Linked DNA regions of Mus musculus: region 2 is linked to region 1. Evidence: chromatin loops called from intact Hi-C (ENCODE). Cell type or tissue: left cerebral cortex. All regions are shown on one strand. Links, peaks and the distances in the headings refer to the core of each region. The heading gives the core; the rest is flanking DNA.

Evidence for each region. A loop is a pair of places that touch in the nucleus more often than their neighbours do. Peaks named below come from ENCODE experiments on the same cell type or tissue, not always from the same donor. Only the 100,000 strongest peaks of a DNase experiment are listed, where the experiment ranks them.
Region 2: it touches region 1 in a loop (8-fold over the local background); 2 of 42 quality-filtered maps call a loop at or near these places.

The regions. Positions count from the first base shown.
Region 1 is chr6:78,279,261-78,286,854 of GRCm38, forward strand. No RefSeq gene overlaps it. Among named protein-coding and RNA genes, the nearest start is that of Reg3b, 88 kb to the right of the region's middle. In left cerebral cortex, for the core only: no CTCF peak of the experiment used is centred there; no DNase peak of the experiment used is centred there.
Region 2 is chr6:77,865,725-77,873,318 of GRCm38, forward strand. All of the region lies in intron 2 of Ctnna2 (catenin (cadherin associated protein), alpha 2), which reads right to left. Among named protein-coding and RNA genes, the nearest start is that of Ctnna2, 110 kb to the right of the region's middle. In left cerebral cortex, for the core only: no CTCF peak of the experiment used is centred there; DNase peaks (open chromatin) are centred at 3,839 and 5,410.

The DNA of each region.
Region 1 (7,594 bases), core at 1,737-6,736:
AGACATTTTGTCTGCTTCCTTGTTGTGAGCTCAAGAGCTTTGCTCCACTATGATGCTCTGATCCATCACAGGCACAGAGACCTAGAACGATGAAGGCCTGGACCAAAACCTCTGAAACCAAGAATAGAAATAAATGCTGTTGCTCTCAAGATGTTTCCCAAGGTGATTTTGTTGCTGTAATGCAAAGTCTAAAACATATACTCTCAGCATGATTAAAGTTTTATCCACAGATTACTATTAACAATGTCACATAGACCATTTCTTATTTGTTTACACACAGAAATATGGGGGACAATGAATTAAACTCTTATAACTTGAATGTTTAATTTTCTCCCTCATATTTGGATTAAAGTTCTGTCCTGGTTTTATTCCTTTACTGTGATCAAACACTCTGACCAAAAGCAACTTAGGGGAAGAAACGATTTTCTTAGCTTCTACATTCAGTGCTCACTGTCATCACCGAGGAAATTTAAGGCATGAATCTAAAGGCAGGGTCACTTGCTATTTCATGTGTAATTATCTCCAGGCAAGGAACTCATTTCATAGTCAAGAAATACAGCAGGAACCATGGAGTATCTGATTAGCTGGCTTACTCACAACATCATGCTTAGCCAGCTTTCTCTTTCAGCCTTGGGCTATCTGTCAAGGGTGTGATGCCACCCAGAGTGGGCTGGACTTTCCTACTTCATTAAACGACCCAGAAAATTTCCAACAACCATGGCTACATGTCAGTTTAACTCAGAAGTCCCTAAAATTGAGAGTCCTTTCTCAGGTGGATCTAGTCTGTGCTAAGATGAAAGTTAAAGCTAACTCAACCAAATTCAATCTCCAGTTGAGGTTACTGCCTAGTTGTGCCAGTAGTAAGGATTGAGAGTGAACGTTAGTCAGCCATTGGGTTTATAGTAATTTTCTATTTAATATTTAGTGTGCTATGTTGATGTTGAATTCATCTCTTCCATCTTAACTAGCTAAGAGCTAGAATTCTTTCTTCATATCAGGCTCTAGAATGTGAGGACTCGAGACAGATTTTTGGTTATTTGTCACTTACAGAGAAAACAAATAAAATGTTTCGGTGGAAGATTAGGTTTGAAGCTAGAATAGTTTGCTCATGCCTGTAATCACAGTACTCAGGAAACCCAGGCACTAGGAAGCCCATATGTTGGAGGCTTATACCTGACTGCGTAGTAAGTGTTAGCCTCAAGAAAACAAAAATAATGAAGCAGGTTCAGAGTTTTATCATAAACTATGCATCTAGAATCGTTTTAGATGACACACATAGTAGTATGCTCTTGTTAGAAACTCCAGAACATCCCTCATTCAGATTGTACTGACTGAGAAGCAGAGAATAATCAAGGCAGACAGAAAAGGCCAGGCTTTTTGAGACACTTGTGAGGTAATTAGACTGCCTTTACTCTGCAGACAGCACCCACTCCTTTTCCAAGACGCTCGTGCATTGTGATTGCACCCAGACGGTGAACAGATTTGCTTCATATTGTGGTGGGAAGAATGTGAAGAGGGAGCTACTGAGTAGGAGGGAGGCTACAGGCGAACACTTCCTCCAGCAGACAGGAAAGAAGGAAGGTGGGTGAGGCCTTCCATCCTTCCTTCCTTCCTTCCTTCGCTGCCAGGTTCAGTTACAGCCACATTCAGAGAATCTTACCCACAACAGCCATGGAAATGTCAATTGATCTGTGCCTGACCAGTTAATGAGATATGTATGGTAGGATGCCTGGCCAAAAGCAATTCTAGAGTTATGAGAGTTTGTTGTTGTTTGGTTGGATTTTTAAAAAAAAGATTTATTTGTTTATTTAATGTATATGAGTATTCTGCTTTCATGCACAGCAAAAGAGAATATTGTATCCCATTACAGATGGTTGTGAGCCACCATGAGGTTGCTGGGAATTGAATTTAGGACCTCTAGAAGAGCAGTCAGTACTCTTAGCCACTGAGCCATTTCTCTAGCCACCGAGATCTGTGTTTTTAAAGTTTTCGGAACTTCTATTTATTTCATTCTCAAAGAAATTTGTCAGTTGTCCAAACAGGTTACCTGGATGAATACTGCCCAAGTACATAGTCCAAATAGTCCAGATATCTCCAGAGATTTATTATATAACATCATAGACTTGTATTATATGGCTGTCCCTTTGGAAAGATTTCTGTTTTAACAATTTATCATTGAAAACATCTTACATTCATCCTGAAAATATGACTGACGATGTTTCACTCAATGAAGGAACTTGATGTGGAGCCCTGGCTACCTGCAGGGATTTGACTTCTGAGAGCCATGCGGTGAAAAGAAAGACCTAACTCTTGAAAGTTGTCTTTTGAGACATGGACCCAATTAATACACACACACACACACACACACACACACACACACACACACACCACAAGGGACAGGGAGAGAGAGAGAGAGAGAGAGAGAGAGAGAGAGAGAGAGAGAGAGAGAGAGAGGGAGAGGGAGAGAGAGAGAGAAGATGGTAAGCAAATAGAAAACAAAATATAATAGTGATAAATTTTTTAATCTCATTTTAATGCCATCTGATTCAGAGATAGGATTTTAATGTGTGTGTTTGCATGTTCATACATGTGTGGGTAGATGTTTGTGTAGGATGGGATGGTTGCCTACATTTATCATTTTGATACCATCTAGGATCACTCAGAAAGGAAATTTGCAGCAAGATATTGTCTATGTTAGTTTGTCTATATACATGTAGCTGGAGGATTATCTTGATTATTTTAATTTAGGTAGAAAGACTTGACCACTGTGGGTGGCAGCATCTTCTGAGCAGATTTAACTGTATAAGAGTAGACAAAGTAAACTGATGTACAAGTGTGCATTAATCTGTTGTTTTCTTCCCTTGGGTGTAGATGTAATACGATTAGATGATTCCATGTTTCTGTAACCTTAAGTTCCTGGCAACAGTGTACTTTACCCTGAAACTAAGTGAAATTTCCCTTTCTCCCCTAAGCTACTATTTTCAGCACATTTTAACACAATGGCAGAAATAAGACTAAGACTGTGGGTGCACATATACATAAGCCCATGTACAAGGAAAGGCCAGCTGATATGCTTATATATTATTCCTTAAGCATTACCCACTGAATTTTATTGAGATTTGGCCTGAAACTCATTAAGAGGGCCAGGAGGGATGCTCAAGAACTCCCTTGTCTTCATCTCCCCCATGATGGGATTAAAGAATGGGGTGATTTTACGTTACTATTGTCTTATCTTCAAAGATAACCAAAGAGATGCTTAGGGAATTAGTTTTGTGCAGCTAGAAACCAAGGGGTACTAAACACTCCCAGCAAACAATTAGAAGTATGAAAGATGCAAAGGATTGTAAGCAGGCTTCAAGGGAGGCATAGCTACTTAAATATTCTGATTTGGGATCTCTGCCCCTCAAGAAACAGAAAATTTCAAATGCTTTACATCAACCTATTTGAAAGCCCTGGAAACTCAAGCGGATGTCTTCCAAGATCATCTTTACAACTGTTTAAAATAATTTGAATCATTCACTTCTTCTTGATAGCCCTTTTAATCCCTTTAAATATCTTTGTACCTTTTGATCCAGGCTCTCTTTGATATATATTTGGTGAGATGTGGCTCCTTTTTTTCTCTTTATCTTTTTTGTCTCTTTTCTATGACTTCTTCTGAAATCCTACCCATTTTTCATGACATCATTTAAATTTCACCTTCCTGAGGAACGTTATCTCTTGCCAGTCCTCTTCTCCATCATTGCTTGCCATCTGTGCTATTATCAAGTCACTTATGACTGTCATAATCAGAACCATTGGAAAAATATGACCTGAGTATTTACTGTATTTGAACAGGCACTTCTCTATTGTCTGTAGTTGACTGAGCCCAATACCTGTTTGGGGGTATGCATAAGACAGTGTAGTCAAATTAATTAGAAGGACTCTCAGCATGCTCTTTCAGACATATGTGTGGCATATTTGTAACTATTCCTTTTAACATTGACTGTAGAAAAATCTCCAATATATTTGCAAGCAAAGATGAAGTGAAACCTGCATGGGTTTTGGAGACAGTCTTTAACTTATGACCCATTTTGTTTTGCCTCTGTATGCACGCTCAGGCCAGATGTTGAAACAGATCCAGGACAAGATATTTCACCATCAGTTAATATGCCACTTTTTAACTCCAGCCAATAAAGGATTTCCATAAAGATGTAAATATGATCCCATCAAAAAAAATTGAAAAAGGAGCTGGAGAAATGCCTAGTTAATAGCACTGGCTGCCTTTGCAAAGGACTAGTGTTCAGTTTCTACAATCCACATTGTGGCTCACCAATATCTGTTAACGCCAGTTCCAGGGTATCAGACCCCTTTTTCTGAACTGCAGTGTGCACTGCACACATGTGCACAAACAAAAATGCTTGAAAACCACCTTTACACATAAAAAATAATAATTACCCAGCTTTGGTGGTGCATGCCTTTAATTCTAGCACTTGAGAGTTAAAAGCAGGCAGACATATTTGTGTGAGTTCAAAGCCAGTCTGGGCTATATAGTGAGTTCTAGGCCAGTCAAATTGTGGTAAATTGTCTAAAAGAAATAAAAAAAGTAAAAATCATTAAGAAATTAATCCATAATTCATCCATTACCTAAAGAGTATTTTTCTAGTCTTTTTATGGTTTGTGTATTTTGCATGTCAGTGGCATATTGGGAATAAACCAATATATATTTTCTGAACAAACACTCTGAAAAGCACATTGTGTTATGAACATTGAAAAAATTATTATTAAATACTTTGGAAGTTTGGAGAAATGTCCTGGTTGTTAAAGAACACAAAGGACAAGGGTAAGGACCAGATATCATATATGTACTATGAGATATAAGGCCACGATGGCTTACCTGTGGCAATTCCAGCCTTTGGTAGTAGAGATGAGACAGGGCATCCTCAGATGAAGCTCTCTATGGAGTGTCGCCATACCTGTGGTATCTGAGACTGAACTAGAACACCTACCTCAATGAATAAGGTGGAAGAGGTCTGAAGGATGACTTCTGACATCAACATTCTGCCTCCACATGTACCCCATCCTCCCACATGTATAAGCATGCATTTATCTACATGCATAGCACATGCACATAGGAAGGATGGACAAAGGAAAAAAGTGATGATTTTAACAATTTCTACATTTTATCAATATGGAGCCTTTGGCACATAAAAACGGACTGCTAGTCAATGTTGAATAATTAAACGAATAACTGACTAAATAGTTTTGCATCTAGGCTGCTGACTTTGGGCAGATATTCCTGTCATGAGATCACAAAGAAGACTTAATTCATCTACACCTCCAACCTACTCTGGCAGTACTTCTTTTCTTGAGCAAGTGGTAGATGGAATAAGTAGTTGTCTGTTTTCATATTTCTTCAGTTATTTATTAGTTCTGTGATGCTAGCATAGCATCTGGTAAAATTATAGAGTTTAACTATGCTTTTATTCATTTGTAAATTCATACTTTTATTCATTTCATAGTTATTAGTGACTGTGTTCTGTAGACTATGCAACCTGAATGCACTTGAACTAGAAGAGGACTGAGTTAAACCTTTATATAAAAGTTGTCATTGGGCAAAGGACTATTTATTTGTGAATTAATATGGAAGATTACAATTCATAAGACTTTTGTAGTCCATCTTCTTCTCTTAAGCAGACACTCACCTCCATCATTTATTTCCTTTATTGTTTATTTATAGCACTAATGGTAGTAATGAAGGTATAATAGCTGTAAGTACTGGCCCCTGCCATTGATTTACTTATTTAATCTTTATAATAACCCCAAAGATATCTATGAGCTTTATCTTCATTTTACAGTTTGCAATGCTCATACTAAGTTTAATGGGATAGAATTCTGGCCTCAGCAGTTTGTCTCCAGAACCTTCGTTCTAAACCAATTCAACATACTCTATGGACAATTTGTTCTCAAATTTGTGCAAACCCTCTTTAGACTATGAAGTGAAGCTAAGAAACTCTCCTTACTGCATTACATGAACATTATCAATGGTCAGATCTAGTGGTAGTTACGTAGGTCTGAGTTTTAGCAACAAGGAGAGCATTTAAAAACATTTGTGTGGAAGACCTTTGAGCAGGTTTGCTGCTTTACAGCTTCATGTGTGGTCCAAAATGCTTCCACTTCCCTCTAGAATTCCTTCCTTCAGAAATAACTTTTCTCAATGTCAGAAAAATAGCTTTGTTCTTGTGAAAGATGTGTGGATATAACTTACTATATATTGAAGTATCGAGAACCTTTTTGCATCCAAAAGATTGAACATGTTATTCCTCTGAGGCAGTGATGACGAATGTGGAGCTTTCTTTTATTCATTTCATTGGCCGTTAACACAATTGGAACTGGTCATGACTAGTCATTGAATATATTATTGTTACACTGAACACTCAGGAAAAAAAAATTCTTGTTCTAAGAAGAGTGGTTTATAACCCAAATTTCCTATTTCTCTTCTGTTCAAAGGACATCAGTGTTCATTCTATTATAGTATTGTTTCATCTCTAAATTGTATTATGTTACTTAAAGTGTGTTTAAAGTAAATAAATAGTATAGATAATAATTTTTAAAAATTTCTTTCTTTATTTTAAAAAAGATTTGTTAATTTATGTATATATGTGAGTACAAGTACAAATGGTTGTGAGCCTTCGTGTGATTGTTGGAAATTTAATTTTTAAGAACCTCTGCTTTTTCCAGTCAACCCAGCTCCTTCCAGTCAGCCCTGTTCACTCAGTCCCTGCTTGCTTCTGCCCAAAGATTTATTTATTATTATACATAAGTACACTGTAACTGACTTCAAACACATCAGAAGAGGGCATCAGATCACATTACGGCTGGTTGTGAGCCACCATGTGATTGCTGGGATTTGAACTCAGGAGCGTCAGAAGAGCAGGCAGTGCTCTTACCCACTGAGCCATCTTGACAGGCCCCCAGAAATGCCTATTTGTCTCTTTTGCTAATGCCTTTTGCTCTTTCAATATGTAGCTGAGTTTTTTTCCTGGCACCTATTGAACTACTATCCCACGATTTTTGTGTCTTTATTCAGTTTATCACAATTCAGGACAGGCCATTAGTGGGCTATCTATAATTTCTTGTGTTTGTGTTCACTAGTACAGTAATAGCATGACTATTATGGTCATAATTTTTTTTGTTATATCTGAATATATGATCCCATGCTGAATACACTGCATACTTAGATCACAATGCTTGAAAAAAAATCAAGATTTTACTGACCTGGAAACTTCCTCTTTAAGACTAGATCTCATTGTATTCTAGTTAAATGTGCAATGCAACCTCTCAAGGGAGAAAAGCTGTTAACAGTCCTACCCAGATGTAGAGCCTAATAACCACAATGATTACTGGCCTGGTAATGCATCTCTATCAGAGGTTTAGTGTCACTAATATCTTTGGGTATAACCAATACCTGTTAGATTGCATTTAGGACCCCTATCAGAAGGAGAGTGCTCATGCCTGTACTTCAAATCTAGTCAGCCAAGAGCCCATGGCTAGATAGACAATGGATACCAGGGAAAATCTACTAACATTTTGCCAAATGAATAGCATTTTTAACTCT
Region 2 (7,594 bases), core at 822-5,821, 410 kb before region 1:
CTCTGTGGCCTATTTTAAAGCTGAATCTGTGTCACTCCAGTTAAAAGTAGATTGAAATCATTATTCTATGATAAATATGTACACTTTTATCCTTTTTTATCTCTTAACTATGATTTGGAATATTCTCCTCTTGCAGTACTGTAAGATGTATAGATGACAAAGAGGAGGCCATGACCACAGCCAAAGGTAATGGAGTCTCCTAAGACATCATAGATTTGATTAGCAGTTACTGAGCCACAACATGCCTTTAGTAACAATAGATATTATGTCTTGTTATTTGTAGTTGAATCCCGCTAACTATTAACATGGTAACTCTTATTTGTCAAATTGCATTCTTTGACTAAAATCACTGGCTTTTTGTCACACTTGAAGTTATTTGCTGCTAGCTACATCTGCACGGTAATTGCATCTTGAAAGTAAGGTTTTACTAGCACACATCTATTCTTACTTTGTGTATGCTGTCTATAACCACTGTAAGAGTACTGAGTAGTTGTGACAGACCATACTCCCTTCCAAAGCTGATGATACTCTCCGGATCTTTACCGATGTTTTATATCCTTCCCCAATCTATGCCAGCAGATACCCACTGGGGGTGGTGTCACACACAGTATTTGTCATGAGGGACATTTTGTATGACACTACAAGTCCAAGGCTTATCAAAATCACAGTATCACAGAACTAAACTGCCCATGCCTTCAATCCTAACAGTGGTACCATTGAAAAATAATACCCATTCTCAATAGAGTAGTCCTCAATATAATTGCATGGCATATCTGCAGCGTGTAAACACTTTCGGTGTTCATAGCATAGTGGCAATTGGTGAATCTGAACTATTGACATAACACCTCTTTGTGTAAGGTTGTGGGATAGTATAAGGATAGCAAAACAGAATCTTAATGTAGGAGAGCTATATAAAAAAGGAAGCTGTTGTATACAGGACATGCACTGTGGACTGGAAGGTCCATATATGTGAAATGTAATCCCAACCAAACTCACTATGCTACAAATTAGCTAGCTCTAGGAAGGGCAGTCTGTTCAAGTTTGCAAGGTCTCTGAAATATCACATCAAAACAAAATGCAGAAAGTCCGAAGCATAATACCTGATGAAAGCCAGCTTCCACTGTCAGTATCTCACGCGACTACTGTCACTCAGAACCATGAGATTGGTACATTCCGATCATCGATACCTTCAGCACCTGCCTCAAATTCTTCCTCACTCCACCTTCTGGGTTATTCATAGTGGTCTCCATAACACTCCTTATATGTATCCCCTTACTCACATTACTGTTCTTAATAACCCCAATAACTTACTGGGTCACCACGCTGAATATTGTCTGTCATGGACATTCTTTCTGAGTTAAGTAGAAGTGTGTGTGTGTGTGTGTGTGTGTGTGTGAGAGAGAGAGAGAGAGAGAGAAAGAGAGAGAGAGAGAGAGAGACAGAGAGACAGAGAGAGACAAAGAGAGAGACAGGGAGAGGGAGAGGGAAGAGAGGGACAGGGAGAGGGAAGAGGGAGAGGGACAGGGAACAGAGGGAGAGAGAAGAGGGAGAGGGAAGAGGGAGAGGGAGAGTGAGAGTGAGAGGGAAGTGGGAGAGGGAGAGGGAAGAGGGAGAGGGAAGATGGAAGAGGGAGAGGGAAGAGGGAGAGGGAAGAGGGACAGGGAGAGGGAAGAGGGAGAGGGACAGGGAACAGAGGGAGAGAGAAGAGGGAGAGGGAGAGGGAAGATGGAAGAGGGAGAGGGAGAGGAAGAGGGAGAGGGAAGAGGGAGAGGGAGAGGGAAGATGGAAGAGTGAGAGGAAGAGGGAGAGGGAAGAGGGAGAGGGGAGAGGGAGAGGGAGGGGAGAGGGAGAGGGGAGAGGGAAGAGGGAGAGGGAGAGGGAAGAGGGAGAGGGGAGAGGGGAAAGGGAGAGGGAGAGGGGAGAGGGGAAAGGGAGGGGGAGGGGGAGGGAGAGGGGAGAGGGGAAAGGGAGAGGGAGAGGGGAGAGGGGAAAGGGAGGGGGAGGGGGAGAGGGGAGAGGGGAAAGGGAGGGGGAGGGGGAGAGGGGTAGGGAGAGGGGGAGAGGGAGAGGGAGAGGGAGAGGGAGAGGGAGAGGGAGAGGGAGAGGGAGAGGGAGAGGGAGAGAGTTATATATCGTATCTCTCATGCCAACCAACACTACCTTCAGAAAGCAGTGCTGCCAGAGGTTCAAGTGCTCAGAAATTAAAGCAATTAATTCATCAAATCCAATTAAAGTCATTCTAAGAATAAAGAAGAAATCATGCCCAGTATAAAACCAACTTCAAAATATCTTGCAGAAAAGGAAATCCTTGTAAGAGCATCAGGACAGGTCTGAGAATCAGGAGTCCCTCAGTCTTTATCACAAACAGATGTTTTAGGCACAAGGCAGCACTGTGCACTTTAAGTTAACTTTACATTTTTATTAAATAGTTTATTTTCATGTTTTCATATCAGTAAGACTACTTGGAATTTTATCTTCTAGATAAAATCCATGGAAAGACAGAGTTTTCATGATATTTGGAAGGGAGCCAGAAACCCAAAGGGCTGAGATATAGAAGAAAAGACAAGAAAGGATAGAACTGGAGGCCCGGGAAGGTCAGGTTTCAGAGGAGGTCACACACAGTATACGCAAGAGTCTGGACTTTGTTTGGGGTGAATGGTGAGAAAAAGCGTGGGTCTGCTCCACAGCAGGCAAGACAACTGGACATCTTAGGTTGCTTTCATTGTTCCATTCACAGGGAGTAGGGCTAGACAAAATTATATTTCTGAAAGATAGTTCCTGAAAGCACATGGCTGTGAAGACTAGAAAAAATATATATATGAGGAGCGCACAAAGCTGTGGCCTAGGAGACAGTTATAAAAACCTACTGGAATGGAAAAAATGCATTACAAAGGAACCTTCTAAAGTGAGGAGAAAAATGGGAATCAAAAGTTGCCCAAAACCTGTGGTAGAAAAATTCTGCCAGGAGGAAAAGAGCTTAACCATAGACTGGGGGATCTCCATGGAAGAAATGAGCAGAAAGATGCCCACTTTTATAAGAACTATTAACCTGGGGATAGAGCTAGGTGGTACCAAGATTTTTCAGCTTGAGCAAGGCTCTGGTTTCTATCTTAAGCAATGGGAGCAACAGGAAAGACATAAATGGAATTGTCACTGATTCCTTAAAAATCACTAATATTTACATTTTCATTCCATTTTTGTGATTAAAATATTTGTTTATAATTGTTAACTGTGTTTTAAAGAAATGTCACAAATTTTAAAATATTTGTTAATATTTGTCAGTGAGATAGGACAAAAACAAATCAAAATACAATGAATGTTCCATTGGAGTTTCTCATGAATTTAAACCGAAAGTGTTCTGTGTTTAAATAGCTCATGGAAAGGTAAAAGAGAAATGCAAAGAATTCATCTTTATCTTTATCTACTCTATGACCCCTGAGCTTTATCTTGGGGTCAGTATAAAAATGTTGATATTGAAACGCATTTCTTATACTTTTAATTATAAAGAGGCTGGGACAAGAAATGTTAACACTTTTGCAGTACGTGAACAGTAAAAATTCCCACAAATCAAGCATGGAGAAAAAAACCTAAACTGGAACACAGGGGAAAATTCTCTAAAGTATTAGAAGCACCAAAGATTAACTGTCAAAATAGAGGAGAATGGAATTTCAGCTTAATACTGACAGCAGAACTTAGGACTCGAGAGCAAGGTGCCAGGATTTATGAAAAGAAGAAAGAGATGTTTATGAAGAAAGACGACCTTGTGCTGTCTTGTTAGAATATAACCAGAGCCAGAGCAGCAAGCCAGCATTTTATGGTTCAGCCTGATTTGTCACACATGGTGGGAAATGTATTTACATCTCACAAACATGCCCAAAGTCAGTGCTGAGAATGAGCAGAGCCACCTTACAAGGGCTGACAATTCCACAGTTCTTTGCAAGCAGTTCTGGAAGTTTCTCTTCTCCTTATTTTCATAGCTTGTTTTACAGTTTAAAAAAAAAAAAACAACATGGGTTTTTACAGTTGGATGAAACTGGGTTCTCTGTCACAATACTTTCTTCAATGGCAAACATCCTTTTCCATTTTTGAAATAGAGTTGTTTGGCCAATAATGTTAGAAGGTACGAGGTCCATATCTGGAGGATAGCTACTCCCTCAACGCTCATTCTGTACACAAGCCCAGTACATATTCTGTTAGAATTGGAGACATGGAGTCACTTACAATGGCTGCTGGCTATTTCATGTAAAATACCACCTGAAGAATCAATCCCTGGCTTGAACTTATGGACCAATAGATAGATAGATAGATAGATAGATAGATAGATAGATAGATAGATAGATAGATAGATAGATAGATAGATAGATAGATAGATAGATGCATGCATGCTTCTATTCAGAGACGTTTGTCTTTCCACTATTACATTCATCTGCTAAAGCAGGAGTGAAATCCCAGTGCCCCTCATAAAATGCACACAAACAATCCTGTTCTTTTTTTTCTCCCCCATTTGGGTTAAATTAGAAAGAACATACATCTAGTTGATGGAGCCCAGAAATCTTCACAAACCTAACCATGTAATAAAGGGCACTTCCATAGCTAAGCAGCCTGTCTTGTCAGCTGTCTAGAATGGGACACAGCTACCCTGACTATTCACCCAAGGAGAAAACAAGTTGATCTTTACCCAGAGCTCACAGATGTACATCTAAATAATTGGAAGAACTGGATCTTTTTCAGAAGCTTTATTCTATTTTGGGTTTACCAAGCTTCACAGAGCAATTTCACAGCCAACTAAGGACCAATGCACATACATCACCAGATACACAGACATCACTACAGATGTGGAATCATATGACATGAAACTAGTAAGAATCATAATGCTTGAGCTGGAGAGATGTCTCAGAGGGTAAAGGCACCTGTCTCCAAGCCTGACAACCTGGGATTCATCTGCAGGATACAAGCAGTGGAGGAAAGTACTGACTATTTCAATTTTTGTTCAGACCTCCACATAAGTGTCACTACATTCACTCCTACACACACATATTCCAAATAAATAAATAAATAAATAAATAAATAAATAAATAGACAAACAAACACATCAGTCTGCAAGGTGTTCCCTCTTCCTTTTAGACTTAGTTTTTAGTTATTTTCAGAGCCACTGTGAAATATCTAGTGGATATAGGGGTCCATAGTACGTAGTCCCTGAGGCATATATACTACCCCATTGATGATATACTCTGTTTTTCTGTAACAGTTTTTGCATGTCCAGCTCTTGAGCAAATAAAAGTAGAGAACAAAACATTAATAGTAACCCTACCCCCAGAACAGGGCAGAAGTCTTGTGCTCCATCAAATTTACATATATCCTCAGTGCTCCACAATTCTTACCAAAATGCATGCAAATTTCATGCTGCGCTGATTGCCACTGTTAGATTATGAACCAGCAGCACAAAATACGGCATCCCTAGCAATAATGCAGGTAGGGCTTCGGTGCAGAACCTAAGTCACTGAGAATATTAATCAATAATGAATAAGTTAATTAAATCATGCCAATGTTGGTGACTTCGCTTGCGAGTGTAGAGCCAGCACTATCTACTTGATTAAAATCCTCCCGACATTACAGCACCTGAAATATCTCACAACCCAACAACCTCCCTGAGGTGCCCTGCTCTTCACATTTTTCCCAACTCTTTGCCAAGTTCTTTTTAGCAACTTCCTTACCTGGTAAACATTCTTCAGTTTTAATTACATGCTTATTGTGGGTGAATCACAATTGAAGTAATTTTAGAAGGTGAGATATTTGCTAACTGTAGAAGAGAAAAAAAAAGCCTAATGAAATTCAAATACATTTCCCTGCTTATTATCCAAATGTACAGCTGTTTGCATAGGCCTACATAGTGGTTATTGCTATTTTCATCCCCAGCTGAACCCCTAATCTCTTGTTCCTATTTAAGACCATTGATCCTCCCCCAGAAATCAGGGAGAAATCTTTTCCTTTTTTAAAAAACTAGACTTGCACAGAGCTTCTCTTACATATGCTATGAAAAAGGAAAAAACATCTTTTGGGAGTTCCCTTGAAAAATGGTACAAGAAAAATTACATATATATCAAGGAGGAAATGAGAGGAGGAAGAGTAAGAACTTTTATTTGGCTCAAGAACTCTTTCACAAATGGTGGTGGTGCCTTTAATCCCAGCAATAAGGAGGCCGAGACATGCAGATTTCTGAATTCAAGGCCAGCCTAGTCTATAGAGCAAGTTCCAAGACAGCCAGAGCTATATAGTACAATTGTCTTCAACCAACCTATCAAACAAACAAAGAAACAAACACACACACACACACACACACACACACACACACACACAAAATGGTTCAAATGTAATTTGGAATTCATTCATAATGAGCCCAAGACAGATTAGTTCAGTTAGCTAGTGAAGCCCTAATTTGTTTCCTTTTACTCAATATTTTTTTTAAAAATTAGGTGAAGCTCTTTGAGGTAAGGTTTCCTGGTCTCAAAATCATGATATTCCTGCTTCAGCCTACTGAGTGCCAGGATGGTAGGGTGCACCTACATGGTTGGCCTCAATTCAGTTTGTTGTTTAAAAGTGATAAACTGATATCAGCTTGTATTTTAATGAAAAAAAATATTTGAAAATGGGAAGCAGTTATTTAATATTAAATGCTTATAGTCTAAGAATGTAAATAATTTTCCCAGTGACTGTATTAGATCTCAAAAGTACATGCTGAAGGCATGTACTATCCTAAGCCTATAAGCCATTTTGTGTCAACTTCATGCAAATTCCTAAAATATTTTATTTCAAAATATAAGCTCATCAGCAAGTCCTTAGAAAGACCAATGCTATTTACTGTTCAGGTCCCAATGCTGCCACTGAAAGCTCTTTGTGGGCTCCTTGCCTCTGTATGTGTGAATGTTCCTGTCTACAAGGCTACCCCTAGCCTCACAGGAAATTCAATAGTCACAATGGCTTAAAAGATGGGTGAGTATCCATGTATCAGAAATGTCAAGTGACCATAAAAGGCTAAAATGGCTTATTCTCCTCCCAAATTCTAGAGGATATGGCATTATTAGCCCCAAATAATAAAACAAAACAAAACAACAACAACAAAAAAACCCAACTAAACAAAAAGGGAAACACAAAACTTGTCATTGCAGCAACAAAAATGATGCTAGTTTATGATTCATGAGCATATATCAGATGCAATCACCTTCCGGAAGGCTTATTTTAGTTATTTCCTAACAAAAATCATCGAGTGAAAAAAATTGCAAAATTGTTTGCTGAACACTCATGTCAATTATTGATGAGTTATCACATCTATGGTCAGTTAAAAAAAACTACACTCTGAAAGAATAATGCTTTCTCATTAATTGTTTTTCTTCTATGAGTCAAGACACTGTCTTTTGGCCTTGGGTGTGAGTGAGTATGGGAATAAAAATCCAATGCAGAGACAGCCCTTGAAAATCTCCATCATGGTCCCCAGACACTCCTCCCAGCCTCTATATGAAGAACTGGAAATGAAGAACTACCAAGGTCACCAGAATGGCTTGCAATAGGAAATGTCTGTTTCTGAGTCACTGTAAAT